2 separate regions of the Homo sapiens genome follow, and region 1 is linked to region 2. A link is an interaction called in ENCODE POLR2A ChIA-PET data of the cell type or tissue named here. Cell type or tissue: OCI-LY7. All regions are shown on one strand. Each heading gives the region's core, and the rest is flanking DNA. Links, peaks and the distances in the headings are about the cores only.

What was found. ChIA-PET counts read pairs that join two places held together with the same protein. Peaks named below come from ENCODE experiments on the same cell type or tissue, not always from the same donor. Only the 100,000 strongest peaks of a DNase experiment are listed, where the experiment ranks them.
Region 1: POLR2A ChIA-PET joins it to region 2 with 16 read pairs; 2 of 35 experiments call an interaction of 5 or more read pairs at or near these places.

Annotation. Positions count from the first base shown.
Region 1 is chrX:13,136,403-13,146,599 of GRCh38, reverse strand. No RefSeq gene overlaps it. Among named protein-coding and RNA genes, the nearest start is that of FAM9C, 97 kb to the right of the region's middle. In OCI-LY7, for the core only: no CTCF peak of the experiment used is centred there; no DNase peak of the experiment used is centred there.
Region 2 is chrX:12,995,703-13,005,899 of GRCh38, reverse strand. No RefSeq gene overlaps it. Among named protein-coding and RNA genes, the nearest start is that of TMSB4X, 26 kb to the right of the region's middle. RefSeq lists an enhancer at 1,132-1,191 and a silencer at 1,642-1,691. In OCI-LY7, for the core only: no CTCF peak of the experiment used is centred there; DNase peaks (open chromatin) are centred at 5,179, 5,489 and 6,259; H3K4me3 peaks cover 2,247 bases; H3K27ac peaks cover 2,196 bases.

The DNA.
Region 1 (10,197 bases), core at 1,364-9,363, 140 kb before region 2:
GTGATCAGCATGGGGAGCTCTGGTGTATAAAAAGCACTGTAGAGTCATGTCTTGAGGCAGGAGGGCCTGCTTTCAGCATCCCCCCAGCTGTGGGCTGCAGGGAGGTAGGGAGGAAACAAGGCAACTGTCTTTGGCCAGAAGCAATTCTCTGGAGAAGGGGACAGCTGTGAGCACCTAGCATTTGGGGGAGGAGCCCAATAAAGAGAAGGTGAGTAGGGGGCACCACCAGGATCTACTTTAGTTGCTTACCCAAAGCCACAAATTAGCTAGTGGCACAATTGAGACTAAAACCCATCTCTCAGCCTCAGCACTGCCTTGCCAAGTCCACTTTTTACAATGGCAGTACCTACCACTATGCCATTCTTTTTTTTTTTTTTTTTTTTTTTTTTTTAGACAGAGTCTCACTCTGTTGCCCAGGCTGGAGTGCAGTGGTGCGATCTTGGCTCACTGCAAGCTCCGCCTCCCAGGTTCATGCCATTCTCCTACCTCAGCCTCCTGAGTAGCTGGGACTACAGGCGCCCGCCACCGCGCCCAGCTAATTTTTTGTATTTTTAGTAGAGACGGGGTTTCACCATGTTAGCCAGGATGGTCTCGATCTCCTGACCTCATGATCCACCCGCCTCGGCCTCCCAAAGTGCTGCGATTACAGGTGTGAGCCACCATGCCTGGCCCACTATGCCATTCTTTATGAAGCATTTTCAGAGCTACTATTTCATGCCCGCCATAATCCTGGGAGATAAACAAGGGCAGATATCTGTGTTCTCACTTTATGAATGAGGACATGGGGGCTAAGAGAGTGATCTGGCCCAAGGTCATGCACCTGGAAGCAACATAGTTGTGAATAGAACTTTGTTCTGTGGGACAACAGCACTTTTTACAGGTCAGAAGCGGTATCTACGAGAGACCACAGTCTAGCTCTTAATATCTGCTGGGCACAAGCTTGTGATCAATTTGGTTTTGTTCTGTCTCTCATTTGCTTTGGCATTTGAGCCTCAAACAATGACCCTCATCTGAACAGGGGCTTGCTCAAGAAACATGTAAGTCCCTTGTCATGTATCACCAACCCTGGAGTGGGGTTTCTGGTTTCCATTTCTAACTTTTGATACCCACTCTTAGTAATAAGAAAAAAAAAGTCTATTTTTATAAAATGACTCAAATGTCTCTGGAAACATTTACAATGTTTGGAATGTTGTGTTTTAATAATTTCCTGATCTGTATGTAGTAAGGAATTTTAATGCAAGCACTAATATGAAATTCCTCATCATTGTGGGGTTTAAATTTTGCTTTAGGTTTTCCTTGCATTTAAATTTAATCACAGTTGATCCTCAAGTGAGCTGAATTTGCTATAACTTCCTTGGCTTATTGCTTATTTATGGGGTGCTCTCTCTGATTTTCATCTTATCTTTCTCCTTCATTTTCTTCAGCCTCAAAACCTTCCTTATGACCTAATGGTTTCCTGCACAGGCATCTGGATATCCACAGCCTGCTCCAAATTCTGCTGTGAAATATTCATATCTTTGATGAGGTCACCTGCGCAAGGGCATCAGGAAGTTTTGGAATGAGATGCTATTAGTTCCAGACCACAGTCCACCTTGCACTGACCTTGTAATCTTGTAGCAAAAAAGATCATGGGTGTTTACAATTGTCCATACTCTTTGACCTAGCAATTATATCTCTTACATCTATCCTAGAGAAATAATTGTAGATATGCCCAAAGGTTTGGTTATAAGGATGTTTATGACCACAATTTTTATAAGAAAAAATATTGTTTAGGGGCTGCTCAGTGGCCTGTTTTTGTTCCCCCCACATTCATATGTTAAAGCCCTAACCCCCAATGTGATAGTATTCAGAAGTGGGGGCCTTTGGGAAGTAACTAGGTTTAGATGATGTAATGAGGGTGGAGCCCTCATCTCCCTCTCTTCCTCTTTGTCATATGAGGTGGGAAGATACAGCAAGAAACATCTGCAAGCCAGGAGAGTGCCCTCACCAGGAACCTTGATTTTGGACTTCCCAGCCTCCAGAATTGTGAGAAATAAGTATTTGTTGTTCAAACCACCCAGTCTGTAGTATTTTGTTATAGTAGTCAGAGCTAAGACATATATGATAAAATACCATACATCAGTGGTTCTCAAACCAGAAAGCTTATTAAATAAAACACAGATTGCTTTTCCTCCCCACCGCCTGAGAGTTTCTGATTCAGTAAATCTAGGTTGGGGTCTAGGAATTTGTATTTCTATCAAGTTCCCAAGTGATGGTGATGCTGCTGATATTTGGACCACACTTCAGGAAGCACTGCTATACAGGAATATGTGATGACATAATCTTTTTATATTATTATCCTTAAAAGGCAATTTATGTGACAAAAAGTACTTTAAACCTATTTTGTGAATTAATACCAATATTTCAAAAGTTGAATGGTGGTTAACTTAGTTATATTTGAGTGGTAGGATTATGGAGGCGGGATGCGTAGTATCTTCCCTCCACACCTCATTTTTTTGCATTGATTCAGAACTCATAGACTTGAGTTTAATCCTATCCTTAGCTCTCATCTGCTGGACGATCTTGAGCAAATTAGCTAATTCACAACAGACAAAGCTTCCTCGCCTGTAAACAGATAATGACGCATACCTCAAAGGGTTATTTTGACTATTAAGGAAAATAATGTAATCTTTATGTATTCATTCATTTAGCACATATCTGGGATACCCTAGGCACTAGGCTGGGGACTGGAGGTGAAATGATGAAGACTAAGTGTTTTGACCTCACACAACTTCAAGTTTATTGAGGAAAAAAGATATTCAATCCCCCTCATCATTCTCCCTGTACAGACAGACAGACTTCAATGGTAGCACATCTTAAAATAATTCTAATTTTCCAAATTGCTGATTTATAGGGGTCTCCATGTTTTTTCCAGTTATGAAGAAATACAGTTCTGGATTCGTCTAAGCAGCTAGTCCTTCCAGTACAATTTGATTTAAACAGAACTTTTCAAGAACAAGGTTGCTACATAAAGTGAGTCAAATGTCCGTCACAGTGTGCCATTCCTGGGCCTGTAGGTGTGGCCCTGTCCCACCCTGGGTGAAGGGCCATCCCTGCTTTACAGAAGGCTTGGGACAATTAAAAATTCCTTACAGAGAGTCCCCAAACTCCCTCATGCAAAGTGAGTCTGATTCCTTATTGAACTTTCCATGCACGGCTCAAGGAGAAAAGTGCCCTCTCCCTCCCCCACCCGCCCAAGAACCCGGAAGTAAATGCCTTCTCTGTCCATCAATGAAGGCACTTGAAGCAAACTTCTTGACATGACAAACCAGTGTTTGAGTGTTTGAGATCCTCAAGACATGTTGTCTAAAAAACACACAGCAGAGGGGAGCACAGGCCTCCAGTATCGGCTCTCACCCTGGAGATGTCTTGCTAATAGAAAATGATTCTTTCGAGCTGTGGTCATGATGAAATTGACCCTCCCTTGTGGGGAGTGAGAGAGGCCCCAGGATATGGTTTATCATGGGCAAACCCTCATCTTCCGGGCACTGCCCTTCTCAGCCTCCCTCTGGGCCAAACCTCTGGCTTTATCTTTTGATAAGGCAGTGTGTTTACTCCACCTGCCTCTGTGCCTGGGAGGTGCCTTGCAGCAGGCATTGGGAGTGTTTTACTGCCCTCACTACAATCTCTGGGCCTCTAACCATAAAAAGAAAGAAGGAGGAAGGGGAGGAAGCCGGATCAGCCCTTTCAAAAAAAAAAAAAAAAACAAAACCCAAACCATAAAACTTATAAAACTTCAAAATCAAAAATATAAAATAATTACTTTATTTTTTTTAATTTAATAAAATTAAAATATTTTAGGAGACCATTTTTCACTAGGTATCTTAGGCTTTATATTTCCTGGCCTTTATTGAACTTTCAGAAGAAAGTTGTAAAAATGCTCACCAAATGTCACTGTGAAAGGAAGGGAAAACAACTCATGAGACAGAGGTCAGTAAAAACCATGGTGGATATAAATACGATGTCATTTCCATTTAAGGGACTATTAACATCTAAGTGAGAACTATGGTGAAAAAGGAACCCTTACAATTTTATGAAATACAGAGTTGACTTTGCTATAGGACTCTAATCCTATAGTATATAATTTAAAAGATAACCAGTCTAAGAATCCATTTTTAAATTGAGATATAATTCACATATCATAAAATTCATGCTGTTAAAATATATAATTCAGCAGTTTTTACTAGGATCACAAAGTTGTTCAATCATTACCAGTTTCTAATTCCAGAATATTTTCATCACCCCATGAAGAAACCCCATACCTGGTACAATGTGATGTTTTGATATATGTTTATAACATGGAATGATTAAGTCAAGTTAACTAACATATCAATTACCTCACTTATCTATCATTTTTTCTGGTAAGACATTTGAAATATACTCTTAGTTATTTTGAAACATATGTTATTGTTTACTATAGTCACTCTGCTATGCAATAAATCTCAAAATCTACTTATCCTGTCTATCTGAAACTTTGTACTCTTTGATCAACAACTCCCTATTCATCTCCACCACCCCCAGTCTCAGGGAACCATCATTTCACTTTCTACTTTTTTGAGTTCCAGTTTATTAGATTCCACATATAAGTGAGTTCATGCAACATTTGTCTTTCTGTACCTGGTTTATTTCACTTAGCATAATGTCCTTCAAATTCACCCATATTATTTCAAATGGCAACATTTCCCCCTTTTTAAGGCTGAATAGTATTCCGTTGTGTATATATATCAAATTTAAAAAAATAATTTAAATATATATTCATTCGTTGGTTGAAAAACTCATGTGTAATGGAAGGATATTTCTGTGTTAATGTGTTAATAAAATTGAGCATATAAACATCTTATTAACAGCTAATTTGTACTGAGCACTAACCATAACACAATGTATGTGTTAATAAATTTAATTCTCACAGTAATGTGATAACAGAAAAAGAAAGACAACTACAGAAAAAGAAAATTAAAATCACCCATGAGTCCTTCTTATTCAAGATAACCACAAAGAATATTTTGCTGGTTTTCCTTTCAGTCTTTTTGAAATTATTTATTTTTACAGTTATCTTTTTCCTTGGACTGTGAATGCCATTTGTTTTATTCTTTTCTTTCCAAAAAGCCTGTCACTTAGCAAATATCAAGTGAATGTTAGATGTAATAAATCAATTAAGTTGAATGGCAGAATATTTTAAATTCCAAAGTATTTATATGATTTATAGAAATAATGGATAATGTGCTTAGAAACAGTTGCTTCATGTCAAGAGCCAATCTTAGTTTTGGGAATAAATACATGCTTAATTTTGAAGAATTGGCCATTGGAAGATAACTTTTAAAGTTTTTGGGGGGAGAAGGTTATAGAGGCCATTGTGGTTCCATAAGAAAAGCCAGAGACCAGCCAGGCATGGTGGCTCATGCCTGTAATCCCAGCGTTTTGGGAGGCTGAGGCAGGAGGACCCCCTGAGCCCAGGAGTTTGAGACCAGCCTGGACGACATAGTGAAACCCTGTCTCTACAAAAAATAAAAAATTAGCTGGGCATGGTGGTACATGCCTTTAGTCCCAGCTGCTTGGGAAGCTGACGTGGGAGGATTACCTGCTCCTAGGGTGCAGGATCATTTGCTCATTCGAGGCTGCAATGAGCCATGATCATGCACGCCACTGCACTCCAACCTGGGTGACAGAGTGAGACCCTGTCTCAAAAACAAAAAAATTTAAAAAAAGAAAAAAGTAAAGCCAGAGACCAGAACTCAAAGTCCCTGGGATTTCACAGAGAAGGTGGCATTAATTGACTAACCAAACTTCCATAGACACAGCTCTTTTATTGCTTCATGCACATTGTATGCTTAGTGTTGTGTTCAGATGCAAATAACTGAAAACCCAACTTGAATGGCTTAAACTTACAGGTTTTTTTTTTCTTATGTAACATGAATTTTGAAGACAGGCAGTTGTCAATGTTCAGATCAAAGCTGTGCCCCATTCTGGCTGGGCCCATGTCTGTGCAGTTGTCTTAGTCTTTCCCTCATTTTCATGGTAACAAGCATCCCTTCTGTATTCAAGCAGGAGGAAAATGGGAAGAGAAAAGGGAAAGTCCACACCAGCTGGCTCAGTCTCCTTTTATTTTCATGGGATCTTTGGGGTGTTGCTTTTCTGGCCAGAAAACTCTGTGGCCAGTGGTGCCTTTGCCTGACTTTTGCTCAGGCCTGCTCACCTCGTTCTGCTCACCTGGCCTGGCAGGCTGTGCTTGGTTCACACTACCAGCCTGGATCCCACACCTGCCAAGGGTGAGCCAGGTGGGGAGTGGCAGGGGGTGTGTGAACGAGCAAGCATGGGGTCCGGCCACTGCACACAGTCAGGCATGCTGGCTGCTGCAGTGGGGCGGGCAGCTCCAGGTGCTGGAACAGACACTGGCTCTCTGTGAGGCTGTGGCTTGACCATGTGCATGGCAAGCAGCTTCCCCAGCTGGCACCAGGGAATGTGGTGGTGTTCAGGAGCTCAGCAAACACCAGAAACCACAGGACCTCAAAGAGGGAGTCACAGCCTGGGCTCGGGGAGCTCCCAGGTCTGGGCTCCCTGAGTGGCTGCATCTCTTCTCTCCTTCTCTTCACCCACAGCGTGGTGAGCACAGGGCACGTTTCAGCCCTGTTTATGTTATAGCTCTTTTAGTTCTGCCATTCGGTAGGTCCTGAGTCCTTATCCTGCAACCAAGAAGAATAAGGTATGTAGACAAGTGGAGGGTGAACAAGATGAAGAGGAGCTTTATTGAGCAATAGAGTAGCTCACAGAAGACCTGCAGGAGCAGCTCCTTTCCACAGCCAAAGTGTCCCATTGAGTGTTCAGCTCCTAGCAGAGGGGAGACCCTGGAGTGGGAAGCTCCTTTCTGCAGGCAGTTCATCCCATCATCTCTGTACGTCTCTGAAGCTCTTACGAGGGAGGAGGCCCTAGAGTGGGTAGCTCCTCTATGCAGCTGGTCATCCTGATGTCTCCTGCTATTAGCAGAGAGGGTGAGAGGGTAGCTCCTCTCTGCAGATGGTAGTCCCCTCATCTGCTCTGCTCTGTCTGAGCCTGGGGCTTTTATGGGCCTCAGAGGGGGAAGTGTGTGCTGACTGGTTCATGTGCAGCCATGGGCGGGCCCAGGAAAAAGCACCACAACCCGCCCTTCTGGTCCATAGGACTGGTAGCCCAGTCCCCAGGCTTCAGGTCTTCCCCAGCCTGAAGGTGGGGCTTCACTGGGGACCCACCCCCTTCTGCCCAGGAACCTGTCTGCCTCCCACTGTTGCTCATGGTGCCTGGGCTCGGCCCAACTTTGATCCGAGATTGGAGCAGGTGCCAACGGCAGGGAGAAAGCAGGCAGTGGGACCGGGCACTTCCAAGCCTGTGAGAGCAGGGCGGGGGCCTTCCCAGGCCCCCAAGAGTACAAGGATGCCTGGGTCTAAAGCTGCAGTTTGGGCAGATGCAGCTGCGCCTAGGAGGGCAGGTCTCCCACCTGCTCCATGGAGTGGGAGCCCTGGGTCTGCAGCCAAGGTTTGGGTGGCTGCAGCAGCACCCAGGGAGCTCCTGCCCCAACTCAAAAGGGGTGGGGTCCCACCGGCTCCACAGAGCTGCAGCCTCAGCTGCGCCTCCCTGCTGCAGGCAGTGTGATGGTAGCAGCAGGCCGGCTGGAGTGGCTGCTGCCATTATTATCACAGAGGCAAAGGCTTTCTGGAAGATTTCTGCTTAGGTCTCATTGCCCAGAATCAGGTCACATGGCTTCTCCTAGCTACAAGAAGGTCTAGGGAACAGAGCTGGGCATACTGCTACTGCAAAGAGAATTGAGATTATGTTAGCATGGAAGAAAGGGATGAAGAGATATTGGTATGCAAGTGACAGTATTTGTCATACATGCTCCTAATAACCAACAGCTGTGTGGCTCTTTATGTGATCCCAGTTAATGTATATAAAGCACCCTTTACAGTTGGCATCCAGAATGGGGTAGCTTTTAACAATAAGGATAACTATGTTTATTACAACAAGCTCTTTGAACACATATTTTTGTTTGATCTTAAACCAGTTCTATAGAGTAGTAAGTTAAGTCTTACCATTCCCACTGTACAGATGAAAAAACCAAGATTGAAGATGGCCGAATAGGAACAGCTCTGGTCTACAGCTCCCAGTGTGAGCGACACAGAAGACGGGTGATTTCTGCATTTCCATCTGAGGTACCGGGTTCATCTCACTAGAGAGTGCCAGACAGAGGGCGCAGGACAGTGGGTGCAGCGCACCGTGCGCGAGCTGAAGCAGGGCGAGGCATTGCCTCACTCGGGAAGCGCAAGGGGTCAAGGAGTTCCCTTTCCTAGTCAAAGAAAGGGGTGACAGACGGCACCTGGAAAATCGGGTCACTCCCACCCTAATACTGTGCTTTTCCGACGGGCTTAAAAAACGGCGCACCAGGAGATAATATCCCGCACCTGGCTCGGAGGGTCCTACGCACACGGAGTCTCGCTGATTGCTAGCACAGCAGTCTGAGATCAAACTGCAAGGCGTCAGTGAGGCTGGGGGAGGGGCGCCCGCCATTGCCCAGGCTTGATTAGGTAAACAAAGCAGGTGGGAAGCTCGAACTGGGTGGAGCCCACCACAGCTCAAGGAAGCCTGCCTGCCTCTGTAGGCTCCACCTCTGGGGGCAGGGCACAGACAAACAAAAAGACAGCAGTAACCTCTGCAGACTTAACTGTCCCTGTCTGACAGCTTTGAAGAGAGCAGTGGTTCTCCCAACACGCAGCTGGAGATCTGAGAACGGGCAGACTGCATCCTCAAGTGGGTCCCTGACCCCTGACCCCCGAGCAGCCTAACTGGGAGGCACCCCCCAGTAGGGGCAGACTGACACCTCACACGGCCGGGTACTCCTCTGAGACAAAACTTCCAAAGGAATGATCAGACAGCAGCATTTGCGGTTCACGAAAATCCGCTGTTCTGCAGCCACCGCTGCTGGTACCCAGGAAAACAGGGTCTGGAGTGGACCTCTAGCAAACTCCAACAGACCTGCAGCTGAGGGTCCTGTCTGTTAGAAGGAAAACTAACAAACAGAAAGGACATCCACACCAAAAACCCACCTGTACATCACCATTATCAAAGACCAAAAGTAGATAAAACCACAAAGATGGAGAAAAAACAGAGCAGAAAAACTGGAAACTCTAAAAAGCAGAGTGCCTCTCCTCCTCCAAAGGAACGCAGCTCCTCACCAGCAACGGAACAAAGCTGGACAGAGAATGACTTTGACGAGTTGAGAGAAGAAGGCTTCAGACGATCAAACTACTCCAAGCTACAGGAGGAAATTCAAACCAAAGGCAAAGAAGTTGAAAACTTTGAAAAAAATTTAGACGAATGTATAACTAGAATAACCAATACAGAGAAGTGCTTAAAGGAGCTGATGGAGCTGAAAACCAAGGCTCGAGAACTACGTGAAGAATGCAGAAGCCTCAGGAGCCGATGTGATCAACTGGAAGAAAGGGTATCAGCGATGGAAGATGAAATGAATGAAATGAAGCGAGAAGGGAAGTTTAGAGAAAAAAGAATAAAAAGAAATGAACGAACCTTCCAAGAAATATGGGACTATGTGAAAAGACCAAATCTACATCTGATTGGTGTACCTGAAAGTGACGGGGAGAATGGAACCAAGTTGGAAAACACTCTGCAGGATATTATCCAGGAGAACTTCCCCAATCTAGCAAGGCAGGCCAACATTCAGATTCAGGAAATACAGAGAACGCCACAAAGATACTCCTCGAGAACAGCAACTCCAAGACACATAATTGTCAGATTCACCAAAGTTGAAATGAAGGAAAAAATGTTAAGGGCAGCCAGAGAGAAAGGTCGGGTTACCCACAAAGGGAAGCCCATCAGACTAACAGCGGATCTCTCGGCAGAAACTCTACAAGCCAGAAGAGAGTGGGGGCTAATATTCAACATTCTTAAAGAAAAGAATTTTCAATCCAGAATTTCATATCCAGCCAAACTAAGCTTCATAAGTGAAGGAGAAATAAAATACTTTACAGACAAGCAAATGCTGAGGGATTTTTTCACCACCAGGCCTGCCCTAAAAGAGCTCCTGAAGGAAGCGCTAAACATGGAAAGGAACAACTGGTACCAGCCACTGCAAAATCATGCCAAATTGTAAAGACCATCGAGGCTAGGAAGAAA
Region 2 (10,197 bases), core at 908-8,907:
TCTTCTTGTAGAATGCTTCTGCCCACTCACTGTTTCATATGAGAAAGCATTTAAATTCAAAACTCACAAAGTCAGAACTGAAAGTATGTGGGTTTCAGTTCTCCTTATCCGTTTTCCCTTCTTTAAAAACTAAGGAGCCCTATTTGGAGATGTGCGTGCCTGCCAGGAATGAGGTGTGGGGCTCTAGGGTGCTGCGCTGGAACCCATGATGACATGGTTGGCCTATTCATCATAGACCTTTAGAAATGGAAAGAACCAGAAAAGGGCCTGGAAAGAACCTAATTCAATTATTAGGAAGAACCGAATTCATTACTTTTAATGGCAAAAACTGCAATTACTTTTGCCCCAATTTAATACATCATTTTACAAATGAGAAAATCAAAGCCAGAGAGAATGACCTGTCCAAAGTCACATGGCTAATTAGACCCTGTATCACATGTAGACCCTTGTATCTTGGCTGCATTTGGGTGTAGTTGCCAATGTATGTTTGAACTTGGATCTACAACTCCTCAGCAAAGTCAGAGAATCATGCAATTAAAAAAAAAAATGGAGCTAACAGCAAGTCCCAGCATCTCCCCTTAGTTTTGAAGAAGGCAGCATAAACCAGGATCTAGACCCAAAGCAGAGGTCTTGGTAGTTTTTACATGAAGAAACTCATGTGATTCCCAACCAATTCTATGCAACCACAGTTAAAGTGATTTATCTTCAACATCTGGCAACCTAAAGAACTGAAGTAGAGATGACGTTGGGAAGCTGAGTTCCAGGAACATTTTTGTCATGGAGGTAAGGTTCCTGGGTCATCATGAATTAGATGAAAAAGCTCCTTATAACTGGCCACAAAGAAGGCATCAATGACTTTACTAGGTGAAAATGTGGACTAGTGTTTGGATTTTCAAAACAAGCTGATATCAGCCACATGTAAGACCAAAGCAATAGTCACAAAGAAATCCAAAGGACAGCCTCTGGGCTGAGAATTAATAGATCCTTTTCAACAATTTTTACGATAACTTGTTGACAAGATGATTGTATAGACTATGATGAAAAGACATGAGAAAAAACAATTTGCAAGTAAGACTGAAGTACAGGTGGAAAAGGTGGTTAATGGGGTCATCTTTTTGCCCCTGGCCCTTCTAGCAGCCAATGGGTCAGGGCTGGACCCTTTATCCATCCAATCAAGAGGCCATAATGTTCCTCTCTGGAGCAGCAGAGAACTGAAAGATGCTACCAAAGTGTGAAAAGAGAAAGCAAAGCAAACTTCAAAGGACAAAGTCTGCAAAGATTGAAACTGTCAGTCTATGAATATGTGGCCCGATTCTTACTAGATGGACGTCAGAGGCCCTTCACTTTATACTAAAATATATTTAAAATATTGCAGCTGGGCGTGATAGCTCATGCCTGTAATCCCAGCACTTTGGGAGGCCGAGGTCGGTGGATCACGAGGTCAGGGGTTCAAGACCAGCCTGACCAACATGGTGAAACCCTGTCTCTACTAAAAATACAAAAATTAGCTGGGCGTGGTGGCGGGCGCCTGCAATCCCAGCTACTCAGGAGGCTGAGGCAGGAGAATTGCTTGAACTTGGGAGGCGGAGTTTGCAGTGAGCTGAGATCGCGCCACTGCACTCCAGCCTGGGTGACAGAGCGAGACTCCGTCGCAAAAAAAAAAAAAAAAAAAAAAAAAAAATTATTGCAACAGCCTGCGGCTGGGCGTGGTGGCTCAAGCCTGTAATCCCAGCACTTTGGGAGGCTGAGTCGGGTGGATCACAAGGTCAGGAGTTCAAGACCAGCCTGGCCAGCATGGTGAAACCCCGTCTCTACTAAAAATACAAAAACTTAGTCGGGCATAGTGGCACATACCTGTAGTCCCAGCTACTCGGGAGGCTGAGGCAGGAGAATTGCTTGAACCCAGCAGGCAGAGGTTGTGGTGAGCCAAGATCGCGCCACTGCACTCCAGCCTGGGCAATAGAGCGAGACTCCGTCTCAAAAAAAAAAAAAAAAAAATTGCAGCACCCAAATATTTGGTTGAAAGGTCAGTGCAGTGTTTCCTCCCAGGCAAAAGAAAATCAAGAGAATGGACCAAGCAATAAATGAGCAACTAGTTTCTGAAGCACTACTGTGTGGCCAGTCCTATAACAGATGAAAAAAATGGCCTAATTTCTATCCTCTCAAACTAAATGTTGAGAAGCAATTAGAAAACAAAGCAAATAAGCCCCCAAATGGCTGACTGAAATCAGCCAGAGATTTTTGCTTGTGCATTTCAGACTCCCCGGGGCTTACAGAGTTATAAAAGGGACTGAGATATTCGATATCAAAAATGTATTTTTCCCGGCCAGGCACAATGGCTCACGCCTGTAATCCCAGCACTTTGGGCGGCCGAGGCGGGCGGATCACTTAAGATCAAGAGTTCGAGGCCATCCTGTCCATCATGGTGAAACCCTGTCTCTAATAAAAATACAAAAATCAGCTGGGCGTGGTGGCAGGTGCCTATAATCCCAGCTGCTCAGGAGGCTGAGGCAGGAGAACCGCTTGAACTCGGGGGACGGAGATTGCAGTGAGCTGAGATCGCAACACTGTATTCCAGCCTGGGCAACAGAGCAAGACTCTGCCTCAAAAGAAAAGAAAAAAAAATCACATGAATGCCATTCCTTAGCTTTCCTATTAGATACAGTTGTAATTTCTAAAAAAGAATTATGATATCTTTTGCGAGGACATAAAAATTCAGAGTGCAAGAAGAGGGGTCACGTTTTTAAAATTAAGAACCGTTGATATAAGCAATATAAATGGAAAATTCAGAGGAGGAGAGATTAAGGTATTTTCATAGAGGAGAAAGATCATAAAAGGCTTAATCCCTGACCAGGAGGATTTTAATTCTTTAGCTAATTTATTTATGGCCTCCTGTGATCACAGTTTCAGTTGGTTTCATAATGGTGGTTTAGTTTGCAGAACATATGAATAAAGCTAAGGTTTGGAGGAAGTAAGAATCATCAAAATCTGTACAAAGGGTTTTTGTTTCCAGCTCAAAGGAGAAAAAAATATGATTTTTCCTCACTCTCTTGAATTATTTATTCATATAATATATATATATGCAGAATTTGGAATGAGAAATATCTTTACAACTTCTGGGCCTTAATTTTCCAGTTCTGAGATGAACAAAACATTGTCATATTCATCCCAGAGACCAGAAGTACAGTTTAATTGAATCAATCCTCACGTTTATGAGGTTCTTTGAAATGTTTTGTTGTAATAGGCCATATAAATGTAAATGATTAACAGGAAGCAAGAGAGAACTACCACCACCTCACCACTATAGCAGCTGAAGGCAGATTTTCTCAATACATCTTCCAACTCATAAAAAGAGAAAGGAAGACCTTACTTCTCCCAAATGTAATCCCAGTAGTGTAATTATAGTCACACATCACTTAACAATGGGGCTATGTTCTGAGCAATGCATCGTTTGGTGATTTCATCATTGTTCGATCATAGAGGTACTTACACACACCTAGTTGGTGTAGCCTCCTGCACACCTAGTCTAGATGGTATAACCTATTGCTCCTAGTCTACAAACCTGTATAGCATGTTCCTGTACTGAATACTGTAGGCAACTGTAATACAATGGTGAGTATTTGTATATCTAAACATAGAAAAAGTATAGTAAATATATGGTATAAAAGATAAAAAATGGTTCACCTGTATAGGGCACTTACCACAAATGGAGCTTGCAAAACTGGAAGTTGCTCTGGGTGAGTCAGTGAGTGGTGAGTGAATGTGAAGGCACAGGGCATGACTGTATACTACAGTAGACTTTATAAACACTGTACACTTAGGCTACATTAAATTTATGTTTAAAATATTTTTCTTTCTTCAATAATAAATTAACCTTAGCTTACTGTAACGTTTTTACTTTATACACCTTCGAATTTTTTTAGCTTTTTGACTCTTTTGTAATAACAGCTTAAAATATACATTGTACAGCTGTACAGAAATGTTTTCTTTCTTTATATCCTTATTCTGTAAACTTTTTTCTATTTTCAAACTTTTTATTTTATTTTTGTGTGTGTTTTTACACAAACACAGACATTAGCCTAGGCCTACACAGGCTCAGGATTGTCAATCTCACTGTCTTCCACCTCCACAGCTTGTCCCACTGGAAGGTCCTCAGGGGAAGTAACAGGCATGGAGCTGTCATCTCCTATGATAACAATGCCTTCTTCTGGATACCTCCTGAAGGACCTGCGTGAGGCTGTTTTACACTTAACTTTATATCTATATGTAGGAGTACACTCTAAAATAATGATAATGGTGGGGTGCAGTGGCTCATACCTGTAATCCCAGCGCTTTGGGAGGCTGAGGTGAGAGGGTCACTTGAAGCCAGGGGTTCCAGATCAGTCTGAGCAACGTAGTGAGACCTGTTCTCTACAAAAAATGTAAAAATTAGCCGAGCATGGTGGTGCACACGTATAGTCCCAGCTACTTGGGAGGCTGAGGTAGGAGGATCACTTGAGCCTGGGAGGTCCAGGCTGCAGTGAGCCATGATTGTGCCACTGCACTGCAGCCTGGATGACAGACTACTGACTCAGGATCTTGTAAAATTCAAATCTAACATTATCCTAAGTAGAAGATGCATCCCTTCAGGATAAGTCAGGTGAAGACTCATTCCACAAATACTAACGCTACCATTTCTGGTTGTCTGAGCTACAAAGGTAAATAAAATGCAGCTTCGATCTCTCTCAGAGCTCACACCTGGCTTAAATTTAAACATCTTTAAGGTAGGGAAGTAAAGGAAAAGCGGAAAAAAAAGCCCTTCAAAATCAGGGAAAGGAAAGCCAAAAGCACTTTATGTTTTCTCATTCTAGATGAGATTTTTAAAAATCATTCTATTTTATTTTTCTTTTTAAAAGAATCGCATGCGGGAATTAGTACAGGGACAACTCTAATATCAAGTTTGTGTATTTAACCTCACATTCTATAAAAGAGCTGGAACAAATGCACTTAAATCAGTGATATTTGAGCTGATGGCTTGAAATTTATTATCAGTCTTTCTGGAAATGATTTTCTTACTCTTTAGGGTTCTCGATTTTTATTTGCATGTTTCTGTTCAGCTTGTAACTACTACAAAGATCAGGAAGAGGAAACAGGACTGCACGGCCCAGTCCTCTTCATGTTTGAGAAATGGCTGAGTCGGCTCCTGGGACGGGCACATGCTTCTAGAATATTGTGGGCTTGTTAAGCCAGTCCCAAAGCAACAATGGCACTGCAGTTTCCAATGCCAAATTCAATGTCGTTTTTGGGTTTTACTTCATAGCCAAACCAAAGAACAGACACTCAAACAGATACATTTCTTGCCTGTTATTTTCCACCCTTTCTTAGCCAGTCCTTAGAAGGATATACAGGCAGGCATTTCTGCTCGTCTGGAAAAAATCAGTGGTGCAGAATATGACAAAAGGTTTCACTTCCTTTTTAGCCTTTATTGAGCAGAAAAGAGCAATTTGAAAATGCTGTCGCTGGGGAGTAAAAAGTCACTTCCTGGCCGCTTTTGTCAAGAGGGCCCCTGCCGCTTGGCACATCTTCAAATAGAATCAAGAGGCACACTTGATTATATCCTTCATGAAAACATTTAAATAATGTGAGGGTTCTGATTTAACATCCTTTCCCCCACATCCCAGGAACTCTCATAGCCAAAATGATGATGCAGCCTTACTTAAAATGTACCTCTCTAAGGTATTCAGAGCTGTTTTAAGGATTCCCCCATAGGCAAGCTACTTAAATGGCTCTAACAACTCAGAAATATAAGACTAAAATTGCACCAGAACCCGCATAGAGTGTCTTAGCAATAATACCACACGTGGCACAAATAATATATATTAGGTTGGCTGTTGCTTAAAAAAAAAAACAATGCCACAAATGTTTAGAAGGAAAATAAAAGGCACTCATGAAATAGTGGTAATCAAATATGAGAAGGTGATATCAGAAGACATTTGTTCTCAGATCTTCTTAATGTAATTCACAATATCCACTGGCAATATGAGCCCCCAGTGGCACCCACTACTCTCCTTTTGATAAATGCAATGGTCTCTTGGCTTTTAAAAAGATAAATCTTGGGTATAACGCTGAGCGTCAGATAGTAATAAAGGTATTTTATACTGTTTTGCCACTGATGACCAAAAAGAAAGTGAGATGAATCGAATTGGGAAAGATACAGCTGTTGAACGTTGAATGAGCAAAGCACCCGGCAGGAAGTGTGTAGGTGAAACCAAACACTCGGTTCAGAGGTGAAATCTGCATCTGACTGGCGGGTTGCAGTTTTCCTTACTAAGAGCAGTTGGGCTGGTTGTTTTTTCCTCCAAAAGACACAGAAATGATCAGAGTAGGTCAGAGAGCTGACTTACTCCTTTTAGAAGCCTTTGGTTTGGCTGTTGGTAAACTGGAAATTGAGTTAACGAAATCTATTGAATTACCAACGAATTCTATCTCACTCTTGTTCTCTTCGAGAATTGGGTAACTCATTGAATATTTTTGACCCACTTTTCCAGAAGCTGAGTGATGTGGATGGATGTCAATATGGCTTTGAATGATGCTTCTTCCAAGCTTTATAGTCTCTGGGATAGGATTGCAAATAAAGCCAGAGGGCTCCTGTGTTTCGTTTGTGTGACATTCACAGTATCCTACACACAATAGATGCTTCATAAATGAGTGTTGAATGAATTAAGTTGGTTCATGATGCACCTATCCCACCCTCTCCATGTAAATACCTATAAATAAACAAATAAATAAAAATAAGGATAGATAACAAGCCCATGTAAAGCCCAGAAAGTCTGTATCTATATATTTCCATAATGTCAAACACTTGGATGTTTGGAAACTTCTGGATGGTTGCCTCTACGATTCTATTTTCTATTATTATTTAATGATAAAAATAGATTATATACAGGGATCCTCAGGCAAGGCAAGACATGATCTACCTACCCCATAGTCTCTTGGTTCCTACTGCCCTCTAAAAAAATTTCTATGAGAAATTGAGCCACATCTGGATATGTCACTTAGGATAGTTTGCCAATACTTGACAATGAGACTCAGAATGTTGCTGTATATTGATGCAGTTCTCTCTCTCTCACCCTCTCTCCCCCCTCTTTATCTTGCCTTTTCCATAAAGCTTTAGAATAACTAGCTCTTTTATTCACTCTGATAGAAATAGAAGAGAGCCCAAAGCCCCAGCCTTTTCAGGAATTCCAGGGCAACTGAGTTACTGCAGCTACTGTACAGCCCCTGCTCCCAGGAATTTTCCTTTCCCAGTGTCCCCAAACACCACCCACAGCCACACACCAGTCCCTCTGAAGAGAGTTTCTCAGCAATCAGGCCCTCTGCCCATCACCAGGCAAGAAGCCATTCTGGGGAATAAGATGACAATAACCGAGAGGACAAAAGCCTGCTCTGTGTGCATTTCTGTCTGCCCCATTGTTGTGAGCACGAGGCAACTTGGGGTTGTGCATTCTCTGCGTATCAGGAAATCTGTAATCAGGGGAAATTGTTTCTTTTTACTTCCAAGGACATGAGCAAATTTAGAGCAGTGTTTTGGGGAGGGATTTCTTGTTTGGGGGGTTTGTGTTTGTTTTTTCCTCCTCCCTTTCATAGAAGAAGAGCTTAGTGCAGGCTTTTAACTTGAAACTAGGAGGTGGATCAGAACTACTTTTCAGTACAGAAACTGCAGGTCCTGGATTTGTTATTCATATTTGTCCATTTGCTACACAGCACTTTATCAAGATCTTTGGCAAGTGTACTTCCACGTTGACTTTATTGGTTTCATATTAACAGACTTTATCTTAGAGTGGGGAAGAAGGGAGGGGCCGCCTGGGCAAACTAATGTTTGTTATGTGAAAATACTTCTGTGGGTAACACTAAAGGGAAAGGAATAATTTGGTTAAATAAATGATTTGAGCCTAGGAAAATAAGTCAATGAATCCACTAACAATTTAGAAGCAAGTACTTCTGTCCAGATTTAAATTCAACTGAGAGTTATTGAATGCACATGCTTTTACAGTATCTCACTTTGTGTTAAAGTGCCACTTATTGAACTAGCTTGTTCTTACCACAAAAGTAATATGAAATGAGACAGTTTGCATTCTAATTTCGCCTTTTTTGTCTTGCTTTCTTGGAGACCCAGTGACATGTATTCCGGTTCATATTATTTTTCTGTTTTATGAATAAAATATATGTATGCATGAAAATGAATATCTAATGAAATATCTGATGCCTATTGACCACTTGCTATTTGTCAGTCACACTGTTAGACCTCTTGTAAGTATAATCTTAATTCCAAAGCCAGCCCAAACTGGTAGGTGTTAGAATGCTAGCACGTTGCTAGAATGATCTCCAGTTTACAGTTGAAAGTACTGAGGCATGGAGAGGTTAAGTCACTTGTGCAATTACATGGCTAGAAAGTGGGAGAGCTAAGATCTAAAGCTGGATTTCTCTGACTCTTGTCTTGCTCAACAGGTGCCTATAATCTCAGCCCTGTGGTGTTACACCATGATTCTTCGGTTATGTTATTTGACAAAGGTGATCGATGTCACTCCCTGATTATGTTAGGTTTTATGGCAAAATTGAAGGAGTTTTGCAAATGTGATTAAGGTCCCAAATCAGTCAGCTTTAAGGAATCAAATGGAAAATTATCCAGGGTGGGCCTGACTTAATCAGTTGGACATTCTTTAAAAGAGGGCTTAGGCCTTCTCTGAATCATAGAGACTCTCTTCTGCTGACCTTGAAGATGCAAGTCATCACGAGTTGTACAACTTCAAGACAAAGAATTCTGCCAACAACCACTTGAGCTTGGAAGATGACCCCAAGCTTCCAGATAAGAATCCAGCCCAGGCTGACACCTTGATTTCAGCCATGTGTGACCCTGAGCTAAGGATCCAGCTAAGCCATTTCCAGACTTCTAATGGAAGAAACAATGAAATAACAAATGTGTTTTTTGAAGCCACTGAATATGTGCTAATCTGTTATACAGGAACAGAAAATTAAGTCAAGACACGTGTAAACTGATAACACAAACAGAAGTATCCATAAAAAGTGTGAATACACAAATATATACCAAAATGTATTACATATTTATAAATTATGCACATGAACTACCATACCAAGAGAATATCCCAAAATAAAACATGAGACACACGACACACACACACACTCTGGAAATGAGAAAGGATGACCGTTGTTCTTAGCCACATCCCTCTTCTGCTACTGCCAATCTCTTCCCTGATGGAGGGGTCACAACAAGTATTGAAACTTAAATCTTAGTTATCCCCTTCCAAATGGACTAAAATATCTATAAAATCAAAGGTGGAGGCAGGCTTTTTTAAAGCGTGACCGTAGTATTTCTAAGGGGCCATTGATGGAGGGATAGATACTCAGCCTTCTCACGGGACCCCTAATGTATGTTTGCTTTCAGATACTAGACATTCAAAGGCCATTCTCATCACTTCCTACTCAGACTAGAATCACAGTTATATGTCCATCATACATCAGTCAATCAGCACAGGGTTAGTGTTTACCTCCAGACTGCCCAGCTCCACTTTAAGAAGGAAAGTGTGCTATGGAGAAAGGGCACATCTTGGCAATATGTACAATATTTCTTCAGTCTTCACGCTCTACTCTCCAAAAGTTCACAAAGTTCAGGTTTTCCATCTTTGTTTTTTTTTCCTCCAGATTTTTGTTTTTTCTGCTCATGTAAGGTGTTCCACTAGGAATTACATCCTGTGAGAAGTTAGGCTTGTAAATCCACGTCAGTCCATTGTCATAATTTTTACGTGTCTACACATTCCATGCTGCGCCTCAGGGTTCCTTCTGAAAACCACTTTGTTGATACCAGGGGGCAGCAAACTTTCTGAAGTGGGCCATATAGTAAATATTTTCTGTTTGGAGGCAGCTACTCAACTCTGCCATTTTAAGAGGAAAGCAGCTGTAGATAAACTGTAAATAAATGAGTACAGCTGTGGGCCAAGAAAGCTTTACTTACGGATGCTAAAATGAGAATTTCATATGCTTTTTTTTTTTAACTTTTAAGTTCAGGGCTACATGGGCAGGTTTGTTATACAGATGAACTTGTGTCTCAGGGCTTTGTCATCCAGATTATTTTGTCATCCAGGTATTAACCTAGTACCCAATAATGATTTTTCCAGATCCTCTCCCTCCTCCCATCCTCCA